Regions from separate parts of the Homo sapiens genome. Here region 1 is linked to region 2. A link is an interaction called in ENCODE POLR2A ChIA-PET data of the cell type or tissue named here. Cell type or tissue: MCF 10A. All regions are shown on one strand.

Evidence for each region. Peaks named below come from ENCODE experiments on the same cell type or tissue, not always from the same donor. Only the 100,000 strongest peaks of a DNase experiment are listed, where the experiment ranks them.
Region 1: POLR2A ChIA-PET joins it to region 2 with 5 read pairs; 2 of 35 experiments call an interaction of 5 or more read pairs at or near these places.

What each region holds. Positions count from the first base shown.
Region 1 is chr4:39,277,125-39,282,124 of GRCh38, forward strand. WDR19 (WD repeat domain 19) reads left to right here. Exons shown (of 37, transcript NM_025132.4): 34 at 1-19; 35 at 1,007-1,083; 36 at 1,415-1,539. The coding sequence ends at 1,526. Among named protein-coding and RNA genes, the nearest start is that of RFC1, 87 kb to the right of the region's middle. In MCF 10A, no CTCF peak of the experiment used is centred here; no DNase peak of the experiment used is centred here.
Region 2 is chr4:38,946,009-38,951,008 of GRCh38, forward strand. No RefSeq gene overlaps it. Among named protein-coding and RNA genes, the nearest start is that of MIR574, 80 kb to the left of the region's middle. In MCF 10A, no CTCF peak of the experiment used is centred here; DNase peaks (open chromatin) are centred at 2,713 and 4,353.

The DNA of each region.
Region 1 (5,000 bases), 330 kb after region 2:
CCCATATTGCATTGCAACAGTGAGTTCCTTTATAGTAATTTCCCTTTCTTTGCATATATATTTGTAACCCATTTGAATACTTGATGTATGTCAATATTTTCTTCACTTTTAAAATAATCTTATCCCTCAAATTTCCTGCAACATCTAGCATTTTATTTCATAGTCAATACAGTTAAAGGTGATATTCAAAGCAAATAATAATAGTGGAGGCACTATCACTGCAGGACCAAATAGCACAGACTCGGGGATCAGACTATCCCGGGCTCAGTCCTCTGTAGTAACACCTGCCTACTGAATCAACCACAGATTGACGAGCTACACAATTCCTTGGTGCCATCCTGGCAGGCTGCAGCACTTAATAAGCAGTAGTTTTTATTATAATATTGAGACCTAGTATCAGAGAACTTTAACATATCAGGTTATTTATAATTCACTGGATTAATTTAAGCTTTATTTTAAAGAAAACTAAATTCAGGTAATATCACAAAACTGAATATTATTCCTTTAAACATGAATCTGATAAGTAAAACCTAGCTTTAATCCTTTTAATGCTGTCTCTCTGTTACCCACACATGTGAAATAGCAATGATTTTATAATTTAGAGGTCTGACTTATAACTGGAATTCAATTATTATAATTGAATAACAGGCAGGGTACAGTGGCTCATGCCTGTAATCCTAGCACTTTGGGAGGCCGAGGCAGGCGGATCATTTGAGGTCAGGAGTTGAAGACCAGCCTGGCCAACATGGTGAAATGCTGTCTCTACTTAAAACACAAAAATTAGCCAAGCATGGTGGCGCACGCCTGTAGTCCCAGGTGCTCAGGAGTCTGAGGCAGAAGAATCGCTTGAACCCAGGAGGTGGAGGTTGCAGACAGCCAACAATGTGCCACTGCACTCCAGCCTGGGTGACTGGGCAAGATTCCGTCAAAAAAAAAAAAAAAATTGACTAACAGTGGGAGTTTTTAAAATAAAGATGAATTTAACTCTTAAACATCCTGTTTCCAGGGTCGACACATGTTGAAAGATGACTGGACGGTGTGTCCACATTGTGACTTCCCTGCTCTATACTCAGAATTGAAGATGTAAGTGTGCATCACGTCACTCAGTCTCACTGATTTCTCCCGACACAGGCCTTTCATTCTACCTCTTTTCTTCCGAAGCATTCTTCTATTTGTGTTCCTAAGGATCTCTAAAGACTCAAATTGTCTTCTGGGAAGAACCTCCTGTGACCTTTGAGAATATTATCTTTAAAGAGGATCTTGCATGAGACTGAATAGTTCTGATTCTCAAATTGCATGGTGGACATGTGTTAAGAGGTGTAGACAGAAAGTTGTTGTCTTTCTCATTAGAGTAACCCAAAGCTAAAGGAATGTTATATATTTAATTTACTCTGCCTTTCCCTCCCCTAAACAGCATGCTAAACACTGAAAGCACATGTCCTATGTGTTCAGAAAGATTAAACGCTGCTCAGCTGAAAAAGATTTCAGACTGTACCCAGTACCTGCGAACGGAGGAGGAACTGTGATTGGCACGTGCAGGTGAGTGGCAGAGCGCCCACGCACCTTCTGGGCGCAAGGGCCCACAGCGTGCACGCAGCTTTTCACTGTGTATCAGCATCAACTCCTTTCAGTGCACCATGGAACTTGCCAGATTTGAACAATCTGACAACCACCTTTTGATGTATTTTTTTTAATGCTAAAATGCAGGTATTATCATCTCCATAATGACAAAGGTTGTTTAGCCAAGCAGTATGATTCTGACTAGACCAGATTTTGTCAAATCTCACAGGGGTCTTTTTAATCACTCCATTAAAACTAGAGCCAGCTAATAAAAGTATTTTTTTTTAGGGTCTGTGATATAATTCAGGAGAATATATTGTAAAAATGTTGGCTTCCAGAGATTTGGAAATAATCTCCATTTCTTTTTCTTTCCAAGTCCCATTTTTGTCACGTGGAAGCTACACATATTCCTTCTACTTCATTCCATTGGAAGCACTTACTCGTGGCCACACATACTGCGGAGGAAGGCAGGGAAATGTAGTCTTTAATTGAGAAGCCAAAAGCCGTGCCAAAACTCAGGATATTCTTTTACCAAAGGGAAAGGTGAAAGTAATTCATCTCTGACACAGCATCTCACACTTAGCCTGGTTAGATAGGAGTCGAGATGTCCCTCCACAACCTCTCTCTGTTTTCCCTTCCTCAGGAAGCGGCAGCTCCAGCCAACCAGTTGGACAGGACAGAAACCTACATATTATCTAGATACCTCTCACCCTCAGCCCCCATGAGCAAGGGCTCTCAGGCTATCTCCAGTATATCTGGTTCGTGGTTCTCTTGGCTTTTTATTGCACCTGCAAAAACAAAGAGCCTCCAAGTCTGTCCATGAACAGGCCCAGCCTCCTCCTCCTGCCTCAGGTCTGATTACTCACCATGTTGCAGCCCCACTGGCCTTCTTGCCCTTCCCTGGCCACTCCAAAATGTTTTCCACAGAAGTTGCACCCTCTTACATTCCCACCATCAGCACACAAGCGTTCGTCTCTCCATTCCACATCCCTGCCAACAGCTGCTGTCTGCCTTACTTTTTTTTTTTTTTTTTTTTTGAGACAGTCTTGCTCTATTGCCCAGGCTAGAGTACAGTGGCATGATCTCGGCTTACTGCAACCTCTGCCTCCCAGATTCTAGTGATTCTCGTGCCTCAGGCTCCCTGAGTAGCTAGGACTACAGGCGTGTGCCACCACGCTCGGCTAACTTTTGTATTTTTAGTGGAGACGGGGTTTCACCATGTTGGCCAGGCTGGTTTCCAACTCCTGACTTCATGCGATTCGCCGGCCTCAGCCTCCCAAAGTGCTGGGATTACAGGCATGAGCCGCCACACCCAGCCGGGTGTTTGTCTTTTTATTGTTCAGTTCTAAGAGTTCTTTATATGTTCTAGATACAAGTTCTATATCATGTATATGATTTGGAAGTATTTTTTTGTGGGTTTTTTTCCCTTTTCTTGTTTTTTTTTTTTTTTTTTTTTTAATAGAGGCAGGGTCTCGCCACATTGCGCAGATTGGTCTCGAACTCCTAGGCTCAAACAATCCTCCTACCTTGGCCTCCCAAAGTGCTGGGACTACAGGCATGAGCCACCATGCTCAGCCTTGGTAGCATCTTTGATGCACAAGTATTTTATTTTGATGAAGTCCAATTTATCTGTTTGATTTTCACCCCCTTTGGTTGCTTATGCTTTTGGTATTGTATCAAAAACCATTGCCAGGCTGGGCACAATGGTGCATGCTTATAATCCCAGTGCTTTGGGAGGCCAAAGTGGTAGGATCACTTGAGCTCAGAAGTTTGAGACCAGCCTGGGCAACATAGTAAGACCATGTCCCTACAAAAAAATAATTAGCCAGGTATGGTGGCATACACCTGTAGTCCCCGCTGCTTGGGAGGCTGAGGCAGGAGGATCACTTGAGTCTGGGAGGCTGAGGCTGAAGTGAGCTGTGATCAAGCCACTGTACTCCAGCCTGGGCAACAGGCTCAAAAAACCAACCAACCAATCAACCATTGTGTAAAGTAGACACAGTGGCATGCAGCTGTTATCCCAGCTACTCAGGAGGCTGAGGCAGGATTGCTTGAGTCCAGGAGTTCAAGACCAGCCTGGGCAACATAGCGAGATCCCATCTCTAAATAAAAACAGTGCCTACTCCAAGGTCATGAAGATTTACACCTGTTTCCTTCTAGGAGTTTTATAGTCATTACTCTTATATTTAGGTCTTTGATCCACTTAGTTTTTGTGTCTGGTGTGAGATAGGGATGCAGCTTCCTTCTTTTGCATGTAGATATCCAGCTGACCCGGCAGAATTTGCTGAAAAGACAAATTTTCCTCATTGACACTGGATTATTGTCTATTTGAGATGTAAGTTTTTTATGTATGTATTCTAGATACAAGTTCTTTGTCAGATATATTTTGCAAATATCACACTCTGTGGCTTCCCATTTCTTTTTCTGAATGGTATCTTTTGATGAGGTTTTGATTTTGATGAATTATAATTTGTTAAATTTTAAATTTTTTGGTTATTGCCTTCTTTGTCCTAAATATATATGTGTGTGTGTATATATATATATATATATATAGAGAGAGAGAGAGAGAGAGAGAGAGAAAGCCTACTAACAAGTCAGGAACATATTTTTCTGTTTTCTTCTAGAAGCTCTAGATCTGCAATTTATCTTGAAATGATTTTTGTTTCCAGTGTGAGGAGGGGTTGGGTTTTCTTCCCCTCAACTGGATATAAAATGTGGGCCTATTTCTGGACCCTCTCTTCTTTGCCGTTGACGTGTTTTTCCCTTGTTTTAATACTACACTATCTTCATTACTGTGGCTTTATAGACTCTCTTAAAGTCAGGTACTGTGGATCCTCCAATGTGTTATTTTTTTTTCCAAGATTGTTTTGGCTGTTATTCTTTTTATCTTTGTAGACAATTTTAGAATCAGTTTCTCAAATTCTGTTTTAGAAACCTGCTCAAATTATGATTGGGGCTTGTATTAATTTTGTTGCTGTATAACAAATTATCACAAATTTAGCATCTTAAAACAACACACATTTATTATCTCACAATTTCTATGGTTATGGGTCAGTAGTCTAGGTATGGCTTAGCTGGGTCTTCTCAGGGTCTCTCAAGGCGATAATCATCGTGTTGACTGGAGCTGAAATCTTATCCGAAGTCTTTTTCTAGTCTATTTGTTAGGTTTTGTTTTCTTTGGCGGGGGGAGGATTCTGATCTTTATGGTCAGAGGACTGAAGCCCTTAGCTCCTACAGGCAGTTTCCTGACACGTGACCCTCCCCACAACATGAAACTGCTTCAAGTCCAGTGTAAGAGCATCTCTCATATTTACAATCTCTCCCTTCAGGTAAAGTCTGGACCCTATTATAAAGGGCTCACCTGATGAAGCCCACAACAAACTCTCTTTTGATTTGGAGTCCATTGATTGGGACCTTAACTACATCTGCAAAATTCCTTC
Region 2 (5,000 bases):
GGTGGGCGGATTACCTGAGGTCAGGAGTTCGAGAGCAGCCTGGCAGACATGGTAAAACCCTGTCTCCACTAAAAATACAAAAAAATTAGCCGGATGTGGTGGGTCGCGCCTGTAGTCCCAGCTACTCGGGAGGCTGAGGCAGGAGAATCGTTTGAGCCTGGCTGGCAGAGGTTGCAGTGAGCCAAGATACACCACTGCACTCCAGTCTGGGCGGCAGAGGGAGATCCCGTCTCAATTAAAAAAATAAAAAGAGAGAAAAAAAGAGAAACAAGTATTTCTCAAGGAGCTAGAATCCTAGACTTAGACTTTAAGCCTAACTGCACCTGTGTAGTGCGTGCATAGCAAAAACTTTAATGATAAAATGAAATATAAATGTTTAAAAGAATAAGAGATAATCATTCAAAAAGAAGTGGTTGGTGTCATTGGCATTGCACTTATCTTCTAATGCTGGAATGCCTAAGGTTGCCAGGTGAAGACAGGCTGAGAGATGATTCCCTGGGCCTAGTTCCATAGTCTGTGAATTACATTATTTAAGAGAGAATAATCACTTAAAATAGATCCACCTTCCAGGATTTCTTACAATACTGTTTTTCACCACCACTTTTAGGTAATTGTTTCTTTGCTTTGCTTTAAAATCTGGCAAAGCGCAGGATCCAGATCTGTGCAAATGTCAGTCAGTTACTAAATGAATGATTTAACAGGCTTACCTTGGAAGTTTTTTATTCCTTCAATAATGCTTTACATAAATTGCATTCATTTCATTCTATGCAATTACCCTGAACAAGCGTGCCAGTTTTTTCTCTTAACATCAAGTGCAAAATCAGTTCTAGTCTAAATAATGAATGTAGGCCTGTGCCTGTGCCTTATTAAATAAGAAGCATCAAAAGCGGATCTCAAAATCAAAGTAAAATGAGTTCAAGAAAAACTGCTTTCAGGTATTGATATAGACAGATCGAAAGGGCAAAATTGAGTCCCAAATCTTAAAGCATAGGCCTTAGCTTAAATATTATACCCAACCAAGAAGAGAAGGCTCTGTTTTCTCTGAGTGTCACCCTGGGCTGCACATCAAGCTCATAGCTAAATGAGCAGTGTGATGAGCTGAGGCCCTGGCAGGGGTGAGTGAGGATGTGCTACAGCCTCAGCAATACCAGCTAAGGAACTATGGACCTCAGATGAGGGCTCAAAGGGGTTGAAGGAAGTTCAGCCTTCGGCAGGCTGAAGTAAAGTGCTGAATACAAGGTAGGGGCCTGAATAGGGAAATAAGAGAGTTCCTTTGCGGTTTGTAGAAATTAGCTTCCCCAAGGTGCTCAGATACCTGGGAAGTCACCTTCTGCACAGGCGGGCCATGGTGTTTTCATGTTAGAAATAAAGGCAGACAGATTCCAATCATAGCCATCCCGGAGGTCCAGGATATAACATCTCAGGAAAGCAATTTAGCAACAATTTGAAATGAACATTTAATTTCTCATCTTTCCTAAAAACGTGTGTGTGTGTGTGTGTGTGTGTGTTGAACAGATGGGGTTGATCATAATACATGACTTCAAATGATTTAATTTTTTATAAAAGCAATTATTTTTCAGGGTTAAGCTAGTTTTTTCTATAATGTAAAAACTGCCCTTTGATCTTCCTCCTAAGTAAGCGTGCCCTACATTTTGATATGCAGATCCAGGCTTCAACTTGGTGTCTTAAATTACTGTGTTTGCAAAGGCTCATCAGAAGAGATCATACTGAAAATCCATTTTAGAACTTCAGTTTCGCTCTGGTTTTGTAGTTGATTAGAATTCATAACACCATAGGAGTCTATTCAGACCAGCCATTCTTCCCATAAAAGAAAAAAAGGATATAGTTAACCATGTGTTGTATTTTTCTAGATTATCTCATCACTTATGCAAGTTTATGTTCATTTTCTGTATGTCCATCTGTGCTGGATGGTGCACTAGAATATCTACTATTATCCAATTCTGAGGAAAGATATTCTATTTTTTTTCTTTCTTTCTTTCTTTCTTTCTTTCTTTTTCTTTCTTCTCTTTCTTTCTTCTTTCTTTCTTCTTTTTTTCATTTTTTTTTCTTTTGAGACACACTGTCACTCTGTCCCCCAGGCTGGAGTGCAGTAGTGCAATCTCGGCTTGCTGCAACCTCTGCCTCCCAGGTTCAAGCAATTCTGCCTCAGCCTCCCGAGTAGCTGGGATTACAGGTGCACACCACCACACCCGGCTAATTTTGTATTTGTTTAGTAGAGACGGGGTTTCACCATGTTGGCCGGGCTGCTCTCGATCTCCTGAGCTCATGTGATCTCCCCACTTCAGCCTCCCAAAATGCTGGGATTACAGGCGTGAGCCACCACACCTGGCCTATTTTTTTTTCTTAGACCCTGAAAATAATCTGAATTATTCTACCCTTTGAACATTTTACCTTTACCAATGATTAAATTATTATACCCCAAACAGTAGGAAATGTATTAATGGTATTTCTGCTATTTCTGGTGTCTGGGGTCATCATAGACTGGGAATAGAAGCTGATTAGGGAGGATCAGAATTTTGTGTTGAGATTTAAACTACATTTACCTTTGCATCAGAGTGAATTTTTCTCTGCCTGAGCTGTCAGCCAAAAAGCAATTGGATTATATCAGCCTGTGGTCACTGCTGACTCACTTGACAGGCTTGTCTCTTGTATTAGTCTCAAAGGAATTCTATATTGCAAAAGAAGAATATGTTTATTTCTTAAATGCCTTCACTGAGTGCAGAAGTTTAGGGTGATCCAGAGATGTTCTATTTCCCGGCCCTGGGTTTCACCGTCAGGCTTGGAAGCTGCCACTTGGAAGGAAAAGCAAGCACAGAAGCCAAGGCCAGATGGATGAAAGCTTGGCAAAAAACAAGGCTGAGCTTCTGCCTCTGAGTCTCTGCCATCTTTATCCTTTTTCTCTCTCAGGATTTTATTTTTTTTTTGGCAATCACCAAGTACCTGTCTCCAGGATCAGCTTTTAACATCCTGCCCCTCTTTTCCATATCTCTTATTTCCCTTCTCTTCCTCTACATTTTTTTGTCTTATTTCCCCATTAACCAGAAAACAATTCATACAAAAGATTCGGTCATAATCACCAACATGCATTTATTGTGTGCTGGGCACTGTGCTGAGTATTTTATTTGCATTATCCCGCTTCATCTCCGTAATCACCCTATTAGGTAGATATTATCATGTCCCTGCACAAATGAGAACATTGAGACCCAGAGACATTATCTACCTTGTCCAGAATTACACAACTAGTAAAAAAAAAAAAAAAAAAAGAGCCAGGATTCAAACTCAGGTCAGTTCAGCCTGACTAGCTAGCGAGCATTTTTAACTATTAGACAGAGCCTCCCAACAAAACGAATGTAACATGGTTATTTTTAGAGACACCTGCACGCTCAGATTAGCTCTAAGGTAGATTTGAGCTGTGAGGTAGATTTGTAGCTGAAAGATTTGGTTGTCAACTTTGGTTGTTTCCATGCAACTGAGAACAAACTGAGACTAAAGAGACACAGAATGCAGCCACATGAGGTTATTTGGCCTCTGGGTGGTTCTCACCACAGGCCTCTTCATCATTTCACAGACGTTTACATCAAGCAGTTTCCTGGTCATCATCGACTCAGCATCCTGTCTCACAGGTGACTTTGATATCACAAAAACGTCTCCATTTCCTTCTCCCTTCCCCTTCTCTGGTGCCAAGGAAGCCCATTTGTACATAACCACCTTCCTGAAAATCCTTAACCCTCTCCTACCTTCCCAAAGCGTGGGGTTTGTTTACTTATCTAGACAGCCTTTAAGCTGAATCTTCAGTACCAAGCTCTGTGAGACACTGATTGATGTTTAAAGAAGTACTGAATAATGCCTTTCTACCCCTGAACTTGTTTCCTGTTAAGCTCAGGAACTAATGATCATGGTGGTGGTGATAGTGATGTGATGATGATGGCATACTTACTGATCAGTCGCTATGTTTGAGACACAAAGTACACAGTCTCTACCTCTACAATCTCATTTAATCCTCCATATCAACCTTAGGAGATAGCTACTATTATTATCATTTCCATTTTACAGATGGAAAATGAAGCTCAGAGAGATTGAGTGATCTGCCTATGATTATCCGACTAAGAATTAGAAAAGCTGGGATTTATATCCAAGCAGTATGTAGAATGCTAAACATAGCCATGGAGAAGCAGATACCCAGTCATAAAGAAGAAAATTTGCTCATTTTTTCCTGGGTCTGAGTTCCCTTCTTTCAGCTAATATTTGGCCTCCCCCTCCCTGCTCTCTGTCCTGTGGCCTCAAGCAGAGACAAATTGCTCCACAAATCTTTCTGTCAGAGAGCCAACCACATTTCTCCTGCCAGCACCCCTGATCCCAGGAGAAAATGAGTGCCCTATGTGCCCTGGTCTCCCTCATGTTATAAACCTTGTATGTTGAGTGATTCATTTCTCATTGAAAAATATGATCGCCTTTCGACATTTCTGCAGGAGAGCTCTAGTCAACTCTCCTTGGGAAAAAAATTCCACTGGTAGGAAGTGATAAAGGACAAGAACCCAAATGATGAACTGCAGGACAGAAAGACCCCGGCCATTTCTCTGTCAGAAAAAATCATTTGTTCCCACAGGGTATCTTGATCAGGAAGGCTTCTCCCCCAGACATCCGCGCGGCTTCCTCCCTCGCTTCTTGAAGGTGTTTATTCAAAAACCACCTTCTAAATAAACCACCTTTCCCACCTTCGTATTTTTTTCTCTTCAGGACATACCACTGTCTAACATCCTTTATATCCTACCGATTTTTCTGTTATCTGCCTTGCACGAGGATGTAGATTCCAGGAAAGGAGGGATTTTTCTGTGTTCTGTTTGTTACCATATTCCTAACACCCACAGCAGTGCTTGGCAAATAGTCGGTGCTCAATAATGATTTGTTGAATTAACAAATAGGTCAAAGTCTTCTGTGTATAATCTGTAAACGCTGAATGAGAGAACGGAAATAGCTGT